Linked DNA regions of Homo sapiens: region 1 is linked to region 2. Evidence: chromatin contacts called from ENCODE Hi-C data. All regions are on one chromosome and are shown on one strand. Each heading gives the region's core, a stretch centred on a gene start or an enhancer-like site at or near the end of the contact. The rest is flanking DNA. Distances are from core to core; before and after follow the strand shown. Region 1 holds the start of LRP3 (LDL receptor related protein 3). Region 2 holds the start of GPATCH1 (G-patch domain containing 1).

Region 1 (6,186 bases), core at 2,574-5,073, 110 kb after region 2:
CTGGCTTGACTATTCGCCTGATGGAACAGGCAGAAGGATAGAAATTAGCTCTGGGGGGAGCGGAAACATTCTGAGGCCAGAGCAAGCTGGTGATGAGTGGGGCTTGGAGAAGGTGGCAGGCAGGGCTGTTCACAGGATCATGCAGCTTGAGCTAAAAACTTTGAAGTCTGTTCTGGAGCATTTTCAGCAGTGGGGATGAACCAATTTGCATGTTAAAAACGTGAGCAATGAATTGAGAGGCAAGGGACCACATGGAGGGAGGCCTCTGTGGAGGTCCAGGAGACAGGAGATGGTGGCTGGGACCAGGGAGGTGGTCACGGTGATGGAGAAAGGTGGGTAGATTTGAGATACATCATGGGGACCAGCAGGTTGTAGTGATGGATTGGATGTAGGGAGATTGGAGTAAAAATGATCAACTCAGTAATGGACGTGGCCATGAACTGAGTAGGGCACAGTAGAGAAGGGGCAGATGTGGGGGTGAGGGGTGTCTGGTCTATGGCTCAGCTAGAATAATGAGAGGTTTGCCCTCTTGGAAGTCACCTGTGATAAACTTGGGCATAAAGGTGATCATAAAACAATTTTTTTCAGTTTTATTTGCCAAAGCCACTTTTGGCCTTTGACCTTCAAATAGATTGTAGGATTTTTGTTGTTGTTGTTTTTGAGACAGAATCTCACTCTGTTGCCCAGGCTGGAGTGCAGTGTGCGATCATGGCTCATCGCAGCCTCAAACTCCTGGGCTCAAGCAATCCTCCCACCTCAGCTTCCTGAGTAGCTCAGACTACAGATGCATACCACCACACCCAGCACATTAAAATTTTTTTTTTTGTAGAGCCAGGGTCTTGCTGTGTTGCCCAGGCTGGTCTCGAATCCTGGCCTCAAGTGATCTGCCCACCTCGGCCTCCCAAAGTGCTGGGATTACAAGTGTAAGCCACTGTGCCTGGCTGGTTCTAGTTATTTGAAATCAGGAAAGACACTGACCATTCAACACAGAGTCCTCTTCATTAGTGTCTGGTAAGCAACTGGATAAGAGAGCGCTTGAGTTTGCATCTGCCTGTGGGTGAATGTTGGGGGAGGATGTGGGACTCTCCTGTGTCATTGGTTTCTTCTGTGTCCCACGAGGGCTCGGGGTATGTGGCTGATGAGTGGGCAATGGTGGTGGCCCTCTCGTATGGGATGGAGTGGGGACTTACATGGGATGCCTCTGTGTCCCTTCCGTCTCCTCTCTGCATGTCCTGTGGCTCCTCACTCCTGCAGCAGATTCCTGAAGGCGTCACTGGCCCACAGTGACTGTGACAGCAGCTTTGCTTCCTCCTAACTGGGAAGGCCAGCTTCTTGCCAGGAAGCCCCTGCTCTCATGTCTGAGCCCTCTGCCCCACCACTGCTCCCTCACCTGCCCCAGCCAGTCAGTTCCCATATTCTGGGTCCATGCCCACCATCTCCTTCCCAGTACTGAATTCTCCAATGGTTAGAAGCTTTTGGGTTGTGATGAATAGACACGTTCTGGATATAGCTTGAGTCAATGAGGGAGGTTTACGAAAAGGTTTCAGAGGTGGAGAGACCCAGGCGATTGCAGCTAGCGTGGAAGAGTGTTGAAGCAGAGACAGGAATACCAGGAACCTTTCCAGATGTGGTGAGAGGGCGGTGGGGGAGAGGACTGGGCCAGAGCTGCATTGGGGACCCCCAGCAAGGGTCTTGCCTGGCACAGCAACCTCTAGGGGGCACTAGACCATCATGAGACAAACGGGAAATGGGGTGTCAGTTATGGGCCGGGGTCTCAATATGGGCCGGGAGTAGGATAGGGCAGTGAGGCACTCACCTTGGGCACAGAATTGAAGGAAGTGCCAAAAAACTCAATAATGAAGATAAATCAACTTTAATGCAAATTTTTTGTGTGTGTGCAATGGGGACAGTTGTTTCCAATCAGCCCAAGGTTCCTGGGTACCTTGGCCGTTTCTTGCCTTATGGGTTTATGAGGGTTCACAATGGGATGTGCATAGATTGGGGAGCATGGAGATTTAGATATAGTCATGTGATTGTAGAGCTTTTCTTAGCCTTTCCACTTGGTTCAAAATATGGGAGGATATTTTGATAAGTGTGTCTAGGGGCTCACATTTTTCTTTTGCTTCAGGCTCCAACATGATTCCCATATTGGTCATTGGTCTGGACCCTAGATTCCTTACATAACGTGCAAAACATGCATTGAAGCAGGCAGCATCTTCAACAAAACCGCATATTTTGGCCAGGTGTGGTGGGTCCTGTCTGTAACTCCAGCACTTTGGGAGGCTGAGGCAAGAGGATCCCTTGAGTCCAGGAGTTTGAGGTTGCAGTGAGCCGTGATCACACCACTGCACTCCAGCCTGGGCAACAGAGCAAGACCTTGTCTCTACAAAAAAATGAAAAAATTAGCCTGACATGGTGGTGCACACCTGTCATCCCACCTACTTGGGAGGCTGAGGTGGGAGGATTGCTTGAGCCCAGGAGTTTGAGGGTACAGTGAGCTATGGTTGCAGCTCTGCACTCTAGCCTGGGTGAAAAAGTGAGACTGTCTCTAAAAAAACTAAGAAGCAGCAGCAGCAGCAGCAACAACAACAACAACAACAACAAACGAACAAACCGCAGATCCACCCTACCATTGCCCCTGCCTCTGTTGAGCATTTTTGCCATGCGTAAATAAATGCCTGCTCATCCGCAGTCAGCAGTCTGAGGAAATTCTGAAACCAAATTACACATAGGCTAGTGCTCTATGCCATCAATCTGTAATGTATCTTGTTATTTGATTTTTACGTCCTTTAATACATTTCCTAAGAAGTCTGCTTTGGAAAAATCACCAAAGGAATTAGAAGAGAGAGAATAAGAAAACCCAGAAAAACTAAAAGGATTTTTCTTCCCCCCATTTTTTATTAAAATCCAATCAACCTGCACAGTGCGAGTGAGTGAGTGACTGTCTACGCTTTCACTAACGGACCATCAGTTTCTCTCAACCTTCTCTCCATAAACGGAGAATATCAAATGAGGGTCTGGGGGTGTTAGAAAAGGGTTGGGAGCCTCAGCTCAGGTTGGTGGGCCCGCTGTGCCATGGAGCCTTTGGGGACCTCTGATTTCACATCCGTCTTGGCCCTAAATGGCCTTCTCAAACCTTCCCCCTGTCTCTCCTGGTTCTTGCCTCATTGGACTCAACCTCTTGGTGGGCAGCTCTCCAGAGGGCACCCCCAGCCTAAGAAGCAGGCCTCCTCCCAAGTCCCCAGCCTCACGAGGATAGTGGGTAACAGGGTGGGCTCAGGGGGCCCTGGGAGATCTCCAGAGGCCTCTGGTGTGTTCACCAATGTCCCCTGACAGGTCTTGCTTGGCACAGGGGGTTCCTCTTAGAGACGTGACAGGGCACTTGGACTGTGGCAAATGAAAGAAGCGGAGGGGCAGGAACAGGGACACCTTGCGAAGAAGACAGGCCTTAGCCTTGTGCCACCCCTATGAGGTCCCTAAGCCGTCCTCTCTCTCCCACCTTTTCCCAGTCCTCGCTCCCCGGTCCTCCTCAGCACAGCCGGCTCCAGGAGGGATCAATTCGTGGGCCCGGGAGGAGGCCAGGCGAGCACCGGCTGCCTGGAGCACTGGGCTGGAGCGCGGGGAGCGCGGCGGGGGGCGCGGGCGGGGCGGGGCTGGTGCGCAGAGCTGTCCAGCACCCCGAGGCGGGGCGTGCGCCCCCGGCCCGCCCCAGCCGCCTCCGCCCGCCCAGCCAGCGCCACTGCGGCTCGGCGGGCGCGTCACGTGGCTGGCGCAGCGCGGCCTCCAGGCTCCGGGCGCGGGCGAGGGGCCGGGCGGGAGGACTGACAGACCCACGGACGCTCTACCGGCGGCACCCGGCCGGGCGGGCTGGGCGCAGCGCGGGGCGGCCCGGGGACGCCGGGGCCGGGCGGGCTGCGCGCCGCGGGGCATGGGCGCGCCGGGGGTCCCCGGGCCCAGGCCGGCCGCGGCGGGGCTCCCGGGGCGCGGGGGCAGCGGCGGGCGGGGGTCTTCCCTGGCGGCCGCCGCTGAGCCCCCGCAGGGCCCGTGACGCCGCGGCCGATGTGGCCGCGCGCGCCCTACGGGCCTGCACCGCCACCGCACAAAGACGCCTCGGGAGCCGCCGCCTGCACCCGGGCCGCAGCAGCCACGCCAGCCGGAGCCCGAGCCCTAGCCCGAGCCCGAGCCCGAGCCGCAGCCAGAGCCAGAGCCGGAGCCGCAGCCGGAACCGGAGCCGGAGCCGCGGGGCAGGAGGCGGCGCCCGCGGGCGGCCGGGCCCGGCATGGAGAAGCGCGCGGCCGCGGGGCTGGAGGGCGCGCCGGGCGCCCGGGCGCAGCTGGCCGTCGTCTGTCTGGGTGAGTGGGCCGCGCGGGCCGGGCAGGTCCGGGTCCCCCGCATGGCAGTCCGCGCCGCGCCCTGACCGACCTCCTCTCCGGCCGCGGCATCCCGAGCCCCCCACCGCGGTGGCTCCCGCGCGGAGACCCAGAGAGGGGCCAGCACCGCTTGCCCGCCTGGCCCCGGGCCTGGGAGGGCGACTCTGGTGGCGCAGCCCCGGCTCCCGCCCCGCTCGGAGTAGCGCCCGGAGCCCGGGCTGAGCGCTGGCAGGAGGCCCTTCGTGCAGGCGGCAGCCTTCAACCCGGCCCGCCCGCGCTGAGCCTGGAGACGAGGGGGCCCCGGGAGCTGGGGACAAAGGCCAGGCCGGCTGTCCCCTGAAGAAGAAACTGTTTCCGGCCCGGAGTTGGGGTGGGGGCTGGTGTAAGCCGCAGATGGGGACTCGGGGTGCGGGGCAGGGCTGGAGGAGGGTGCCAGTGTGGAGGCGGCTTCCAGGGGACTCCTGTTTTCCCTTTGTGTCTCTCAGCCCCCAGGCAGGCCTGTTCAGTTTAGGAGGGTGCTTGGGTTGGGCCAGGGACCGGTCAAGGCCAGGCATGGGGTGGGAGGGGCTCCCGCCCTGTCCGGGAGTTTTTCTGTCCAGCTTTCCAGCGCTCTGTGTAGGCGAGAGGAGGAGTTAAATCCCCAACCCACATGGCTCCTTTATTTACTGTGATGAAGGAGGGAGGCCATTATAAGAACTGGGGGTCATTAGGGGACACCCTGTGATGTCACCAGTGAGGGCTCTGTAACCTGACAGGTTTGCTGAAGCCACTGAAATGACAAAGTAATCACCCCCAGGCCTCAGGGAGCTCCGAGGCTCTGGCAGGCCCTTGCCCCAGCTGTGTGAGCCTGGCTCAGTGGGAATGTGCCATTGGGGAGCATTGAGGGTGTAACCCCAGCGCGCCCACCCCAACCTCAGTGCGGGGTCATGTGTGCTGGGCTCTGAGCTGCTGGGTGCTGGCATCCCTGGTGAGCAGAGCAGGGGGACAGGCGCTCCATGCTTAGGAGCTTTGGCCTGGCTCTGTCCAGGGGGCCTGGGTGTCCTGGGTGGGGGCAGCGGTTCCTGCTTCCTGGCCAGGCGGGATCTGACACACATCCTGAACCCCGGGAAGTTGGGTTTCCCCCCACCCCCCGACTCTGGGCCCGTAACCCCCCGGGCCAGAGCAGAAGGTGAAAGTAAGGGCCAAACCCCACGGAGGTGGGTGCTTGAGGGGTGGCTGGGGAGTTCTGCTTTCCTCCTCAAAGTCAGCTTGGCACGGGGGAAGAGGATGGTTCCGTCACTAGCTGCGTGCCCTGTAAATGGGGATTATCAGAACTGCCTCCCCTCCTGCCTCTGCTGCTGCTGGGCGAGCAAAGCCCCTTGGTAGGGGGAAGCCCTTCAAAGTTGTAGGAGCAGGCCAGGGTGCGGTGGCAGGTGCCTGTAATCCCAGCACTTTGGGAGACCAAGGCAAGAGAATTGCTGGAGGCCAGGAGTTTAAGACCAGCCTGAGCAACACAGTGAGACCTCATCTCTACAAAAATAAAAAATAAAAAAATAACCAGGCATAGTGGTGCACACCTGTAGTTCCAGCTACTTGGGAGGCTCAGGTGGGAGGATTGCTTGAGCTCGGGAGTTTGAAGCTGCAGTGAGCTATGCACTCCAGCCTGGATAACAGAACATGGAGGCAGGGAGGTGGGGGTGAGGTGGTAGGGACCCTCTTGATGGGCAGTCTTGGGCTGCGCTCTGGGCCTTGCCCTGTAAGAGGAAGGGGACCAGCGGGCCAGCCTTGGGTTTAGCTGTGGTGTCCCTCATGGGCTGCTGCTGGTCCCCAGCAGGTA
Region 2 (6,052 bases), core at 1,532-4,031:
GCAGTGAGCTATGATTGCATCACTGCACACCAACCCTGCCTCTAAAAAATAATAATATCAACAATAAAGTTCCAACAGCTTTAAGTTTGAATTATTTAATTCCACAACTCATTTATCAACATATGTTGCAGATAACTCATGGGGAGTTTAAAATACTCATAGTATTGTCACAGGTTATAGGTTTTTCTGATTACGTATTGCTGTTAATGAATTATCCCATATCTTTTTGTTGCTGTTGTTAGAGACAGGGTCTTGCTATGTTGCTCAGGCTGGCCTCTGATTCCTGGGCTCAAGTGATCCTCCTGTTTCACCCTCCCAAGTACTGTCACTAAACCTGGCTAATTGCTTCATATCTTTTTTATTTTTTTTTTCCCCTTAGAGACAGGGTCTCTATAGACAGAGATCCTCTGTCTATAGAGGATCTATGAGCAAGGTGGCTCATGCCTATAATCCCAGCACTTTGGGAGGCTGAGGTGGGTGGATCACCTGAGGTGAGAAGTTTGAGACCAGCCTTGCCAACATTGCGAAACCCCGTCTCTACTAAAAAAATACAAAAATTAGCCAGGTGTGGTGGCGCACGCCTGTAGTCCCAGCTACTCAGGAGGCTGAGGCAGGAGAATCGCTTGAACCCAGGAGTTGGAGGTTGCAGTGAGACGAGATCGCACCATTGCACTCCAGCTTGGGCAACAGAGTGAGACTCTGTCTAGACAAAGAAAATAAACTAAAAAAAAAAAAAAAAAAGAAAATTACAATTAAATTACAATTACAACTGGAAAGCAGTTGGGAGATTTCCTGAAGAACTTAAAACAGAACTACCATTAGACCCAGCAATCCCATTACTGGGTATATACCCAAAGGAATATAAGTTGTTCTACCATAAAGACAAATGCATGCATATATTCATTGAGGCACTACTCACAATAGCAGAGACATGGAACCAACCTACATGCCCACAAATGGTGGACTGGATAAAGAAAATATGGTCCACATACACCATGGAACACTACACAGCCATAAAAAAAGAACAAGACTGGCCAGGCGTGGTGGCTCATGCCTGTAATCCCAGCACTTTGGGAGGCTAAGATGGGCGGATCACGAGGTCAGGAGATCGAGACCATCCTGGTTAACACGGTGAAACCCCGCCTCTACTAAAAATACAAAAAATTAGCTGGGTGTGGTGGCAGGCGCCTGTAGTGCCAGCTACTCGGGAGGCTGAGGCAAGAGAATGGCGTGCCTGGGGGACAGAGCGAACTCCGTCTCAAAAAAAAAAAAAAAAAGAAACAACAAGACCATGTCCTTTGCAGCAACATAGATGCAGCTGGAGGCCATTATCCTAAACAAACTAATGCAGGAACAGAAAACCAAATACTGCATGTTCTCACGTATAAGTGGGAGCTAAACATTGAGCACACATGGACATAAAGAAGGGAATGACAGGTGCCAGGCGCAGTGGCTCACGCCTGTAATACCAGCATTTTGGGAGGCCGAGGCGGGTGGATCACTTGAGGTCAGGAGTTCAAGACCAGCCTGGCCAACATGGTGAAACCCAGTCTCTACTAAAAATACAAAAAAAAAAAAAAAAAAAAAAAAAAATGGCCGGGTGCGGTGGCTCACATCTGTAATCCCAGCACTTTGGGAGGCCAAGGTGGATGGATCGCCTGAGGTGGGGAGTTCGAGACCAGCCTGACCAACATGGACAAACCCCGTCTCTACTAAAAAAAAAATTACAAAATTAGCCAGACATAGTGGTGCATGCCTGTAATCCCACCTACTAGGGAGGCTGAGGCAGGAGAATCGCTTGAACCCGGGAGGCGGAGGTTGAGGTGAGCCGAGATCGTGCCATTGCACTCCAGCCTGGGCAACAAGAGTGAAACTCTGTCTCAAGAAAAAAAAAAAAAAAACCACCACAACAACCAACCAACCAAACAAACAAAAATTTAGCAGGGCGTGGTGGGGTGGACGCTTATAATCCCAGCTATCAGGAGGCTGAGGCAGGAGAATCACTTGAATCTGGGAGGCGGAGGTTGCAGTGAGCTGAGATCGCGGCCACTGCACTCCAGCCTGGGCGACAGAGCGAGACTCTGTCTCAAAAAAAAAAAAAAAAAAAAAGGGAATAACACCAGGGCCTACTTGAGGGTGGACCTACTTGAGGGTGGAAGGTACGAGGAGGGTGAGGATCGGAAAAACTACCTATTGGGTACTATGCTTATTACCTGGGGAGGAAATAATCTGTAACCCAAATCCCTTGCGACATGCAATTTACCTATATAACAAACTTGCACATGTACCCCTGAACCCAAAATAAAAGTAAAAAATAATAATAATAAAAATAAAGCGAAGCCCCACGGGGCGAGCATGAAATCTGGGAGCTCAGCCATTTCCCTGGAGGTGGCTGGGTGGGCGGTGGGAGTGGACGGGGCTGGGCAGTGACTGCTGCCAAGGCAGGGGGCTGGCGCGAGGGACGGGGGTAGGGGGCTGGGCAGGCATCGGTGTCGCCTCGCAGGGAACAGTTGGGTGGCTTCCAGCTTATGCCAGGAGTCTCCTCCTCACCCGCACATCGCGGGGCTAGGATGGGATGTCGTGGCTGCCAAATCCTCCGAGGCAACTCCTGCCTGGGACGGCCTACCACAGGATGGGCCTGAGAATCCGGAGCGCAGGCTCGGGCCGCTAGGACACCTTCCCCCGCCCGCGGACCCAGCCTTCCAGCATCACCGGGGTTCGCGGAGGAGAAAGAGGAAAGGCGTTTGGCCTGCCAAGGCCGCCGTAGCGAGGGGGCGGGGCCCGGAAGAGCAGGATGGCGGCGCGGGACAGTGACAGCGAAGAAGATCTGGTCAGCTATGGGACCGGGCTGGAGCCTCTGGAAGAAGGTGCGGGCCGCGTGGGCCGGCGGAGCCTGTGGAAAACAGGCCAAGGGCCCAGGATTCGGGCCACAAAAGCACAAGTCGGTGCTGGACCATTGTTAGATCGTTCCCAGCGCTGGGAACACGGCGACGAGGGAGGCGTTAGCCGCGCTCTCGGGGTGCTCACCTTCTGCAGCGACAGAGAGAGGTTTACAGGGACGGGAGACACAAGCGTGGCCGAACAAGGGGGCGGCGAGATAGAAACAAGAAAATGACGGAATAGCTAGTGTGAGAGCGGGGGGTGCTCAGGCAGTGTCTTCCCCGAGAGAGGACGTTTGAGCTCAGACTTGAAACCGAGGAAGAAAACAACCATGAGCAAATCTGGAGGGAAAGCATTTCAGGCAGAAGGAACATAAAGTGGCAAAGGCCCTGAAGTGGGAGCCAGTTTAGGAAATTGAGGGGCAGGCAGGACGGGTATGGTTGCAGCAGATGACAGCGGGGGAGACAGGTAGAAAAGAATGTCAGAGGGGCTGACAGGGGCTGGATCTTACTTGGTAGGGTAAAGAGTTTGGATCTTGTACTAAGTGCAGGATTAGGGTTAGGGTTAGGGTCATGGGAAATTACACAGGGAGGGATATATATATGATTTTTAGAGACAGGGTTTTGCTCTGTTTCCCAGGCTGGTCTTGAACTCCTGACTTCAAGTGATCCTCTCGCTTCTGCCTCCCAAAGTGCAGGGATTACAGGCTTGAGCCACTGTGCTCGGCCAATTTTTAATGTTATTCTATCTTTGATGTTGAGAATACACTGGTTGGGGATGGGTAAGAGTGAAGCAGGGAGATTAGCAAAAAGAGGTCAGGAGATGATGGTGGCATGGATGGGACAGCAGTGGTGGTGGTGTGTAGTGGTCTGGGTGGAGATATATTTTGAAAGCAGAGCTGACCATACTTGCTGGTGGAATGTGGGGGTGAGGGGCAAGATGAATCAAGGTTCTCTCCTGTGTTTCTGGTCTGTTCCACTTAACGACTTGACTTGTTCAGCAAGTTATGTATTGAGTGTCCAGTAAGGGCTGTTGGCTGTGCTAGCCCTGTAGGGAAGGCAGAGGAAGAATGGTGGAATCATTGGGCCACAATTTATTTGCAGACCTCCTGTTGGTGGGGGTCCCCTCCCTTTTTTCACCCTGACCACATCCTGCCAGGTTGATTGTACTTCTGGGATATCTCCACTTATGCCCCCTTTATTTCCTACAAACAGTTCTGGTGGAAACTTCTGCTGGATACTGGCCCTTCTTCTACCCTCGGCTTACAAAAGGTTGAGAAAGGGGCCAGGCACAGTGGTTCACACCTGTAATCCCAGCACTCTGGGAGGCTGAGGTGGGAGGATTGCTTGAGGTCAGGAGTTTGAGACCAGCCTGGGCATTGTAGTGAGACTCTGTCTGTAACAAACAAACAAACAAACGAAACAAAAGGCTGAGAAAGGCTAGTCTTCCGAATGCTTTTTATGTGTTTGAAGTCAGCTGTTGCATTTTCTTAAGACATCTCTGTTCTACACTCACTATCCCAAGTTCTTTTTTTATAGAGACAGGGTCTTGCTGTGTTGACCATGCTGGTTTCAAACTCCTGACCTCAAGCGATGCTCTCACCTTGGCTTCCCAAAGTGCTGGATTGCATGCATGAGCCACAGTGCCCAACATTTTTTATTTTAAAAATAGAGATGAGGCCGGGCGTGGTGGCTCACGCCTGTAATCCCAGCACTTTGGGAGGCCGAGGCGGGCAGATCGCGAATTCAGAAGATCCTAACCATCCTGGCTAACACGGTGAAACCCCGTCTCTACTAAAAATACAAAAAAAAATTAGCTGGGCGTGGTGGGGGGGGGCTCATGTAGTCCCAGCTACTCGGGAGGCTGAGGCGGGAGAATGGCGTGAGACTGGGAGGCAGAGCTTGCAGTGAGCCAAGATGGCGCCACTGCACTCCAGCCTGGGCGACAGAGCGAGACTCTGTCTCAAAAAAAAAAAAAAAAAAAATAGAGATGGGATCCTTCTATGTTGCTCAGGCTGGTCTTGAACTCCTGGCCTCAAGTAGTCTTCCCAGCTCAGCTTCTTAAAGTGTTGGAATTATAGGCGTGACTCTCTACGCCTGGCCCCAACCATGTTTTTGTTTTTTTTTTTTTTCTGTGACAGAGTCACGCTCTGTTGTCCAGGCTGGAGTGCAGTGGCGCGATCTCGGCTCACTGCAACCTCCGCCTTCCAGGTTCAAGCGATTCTCCTGCCTCAGCCTCTCAAGTAGCTGGGATTATAGGTACATTCCACTACGCCTGGCTAATTTTTGTATTTTTAGTAGAGACAGGGTTTCGCCATATTGGCCAGGCTGGTCTTGAAGTCCTTAGGTCAAGCAATCCATCTGCCTTCACCTCCCAAAGTGTTGGAATTACAGGCGTGAGCCATTGCATGTGGCCCCCAACCTTGCTTTTGAAGTGGAAGGAAAGGACATGGATTTGTAGACTTTGTTTTTCTGGACTAAAAACATTCTTTAACTTCTCAGTAATACAAGTTTTTGAGGATTGATTCATTGTCTTCTAAGCACTTTTTTTTGAGAGTTTCGCTCTTGTCACCCAGGCTGGCATGCAATGGTGCGATCTCGGCTCACTACAACCTCTGCCTCCCAGGTTCAAGAGATTCTCCAGCCTCAGCCTCCCGAGTGGCTGGGATTATAGGTGCCCACCACCATGCCCGGCTAATTTTTATATTTTTAGTAGACACAGGGTTTTACCACGTTGGCCAGGCTGGACTCGAACTTCTGACCTCAGGTGATCTGCCTGCCTCGGCCTCCCAAAGTGCTGGGATTACAGGCGTGAGCCACCATGCCCAGCCAGTTTTCTAAGCACTTTGAAATTTAAATGCACTCTGTCTGTATTTTACGATATAACACACTAGACTAATAATTATTTTTACTCCCTGCTTTGAAGTTTTAGTGACAGGTTAGACAGGCATTGGTAGAGGAGAACTCCATTTTAATTAAAGTTGCTGGCCCTGACAGAAAGGTTTATTAGTTAAGAGTTAACCAGGGAGCCTAGTGACAGTGGCTGAACTTTATAGACACATAGGCCTTCTAATCTGGAAAGAAGGGGGCCAGATACTTACCTATTCTTTCCTTAGACACTTCCACTTGGTTCTAGAATTCTTATCTACAGCTCATTCTATACCCAGATTAAT

Evidence for each region. A loop is a pair of places that touch in the nucleus more often than their neighbours do. Pooled maps may share reads with other maps.
Region 1: a pooled map shows a loop between it and region 2 (2.8-fold over the local background). The contact joins the promoter of LRP3 here to the promoter of GPATCH1 in region 2. A Hi-C loop is called at or near these places in 1 of 50 pooled maps.

What each region holds. Positions count from the first base shown.
Region 1 is chr19:33,190,507-33,196,692 of GRCh38, forward strand. It overlaps LRP3 (LDL receptor related protein 3), which reads left to right and starts at 3,824. Exons shown (of 7, transcript NM_002333.4): 1 at 3,824-4,352. The coding sequence starts at 4,280. RefSeq lists an enhancer at 1-142.
Region 2 is chr19:33,078,400-33,084,451 of GRCh38, forward strand. GPATCH1 (G-patch domain containing 1) reads left to right here and starts at 2,782. Exons shown (of 20, transcript NM_018025.3): 1 at 2,782-2,867. The coding sequence starts at 2,795. RefSeq lists enhancers at 2,677-3,006, 4,642-5,142, 5,113-5,282 and a cis regulatory region at 5,198.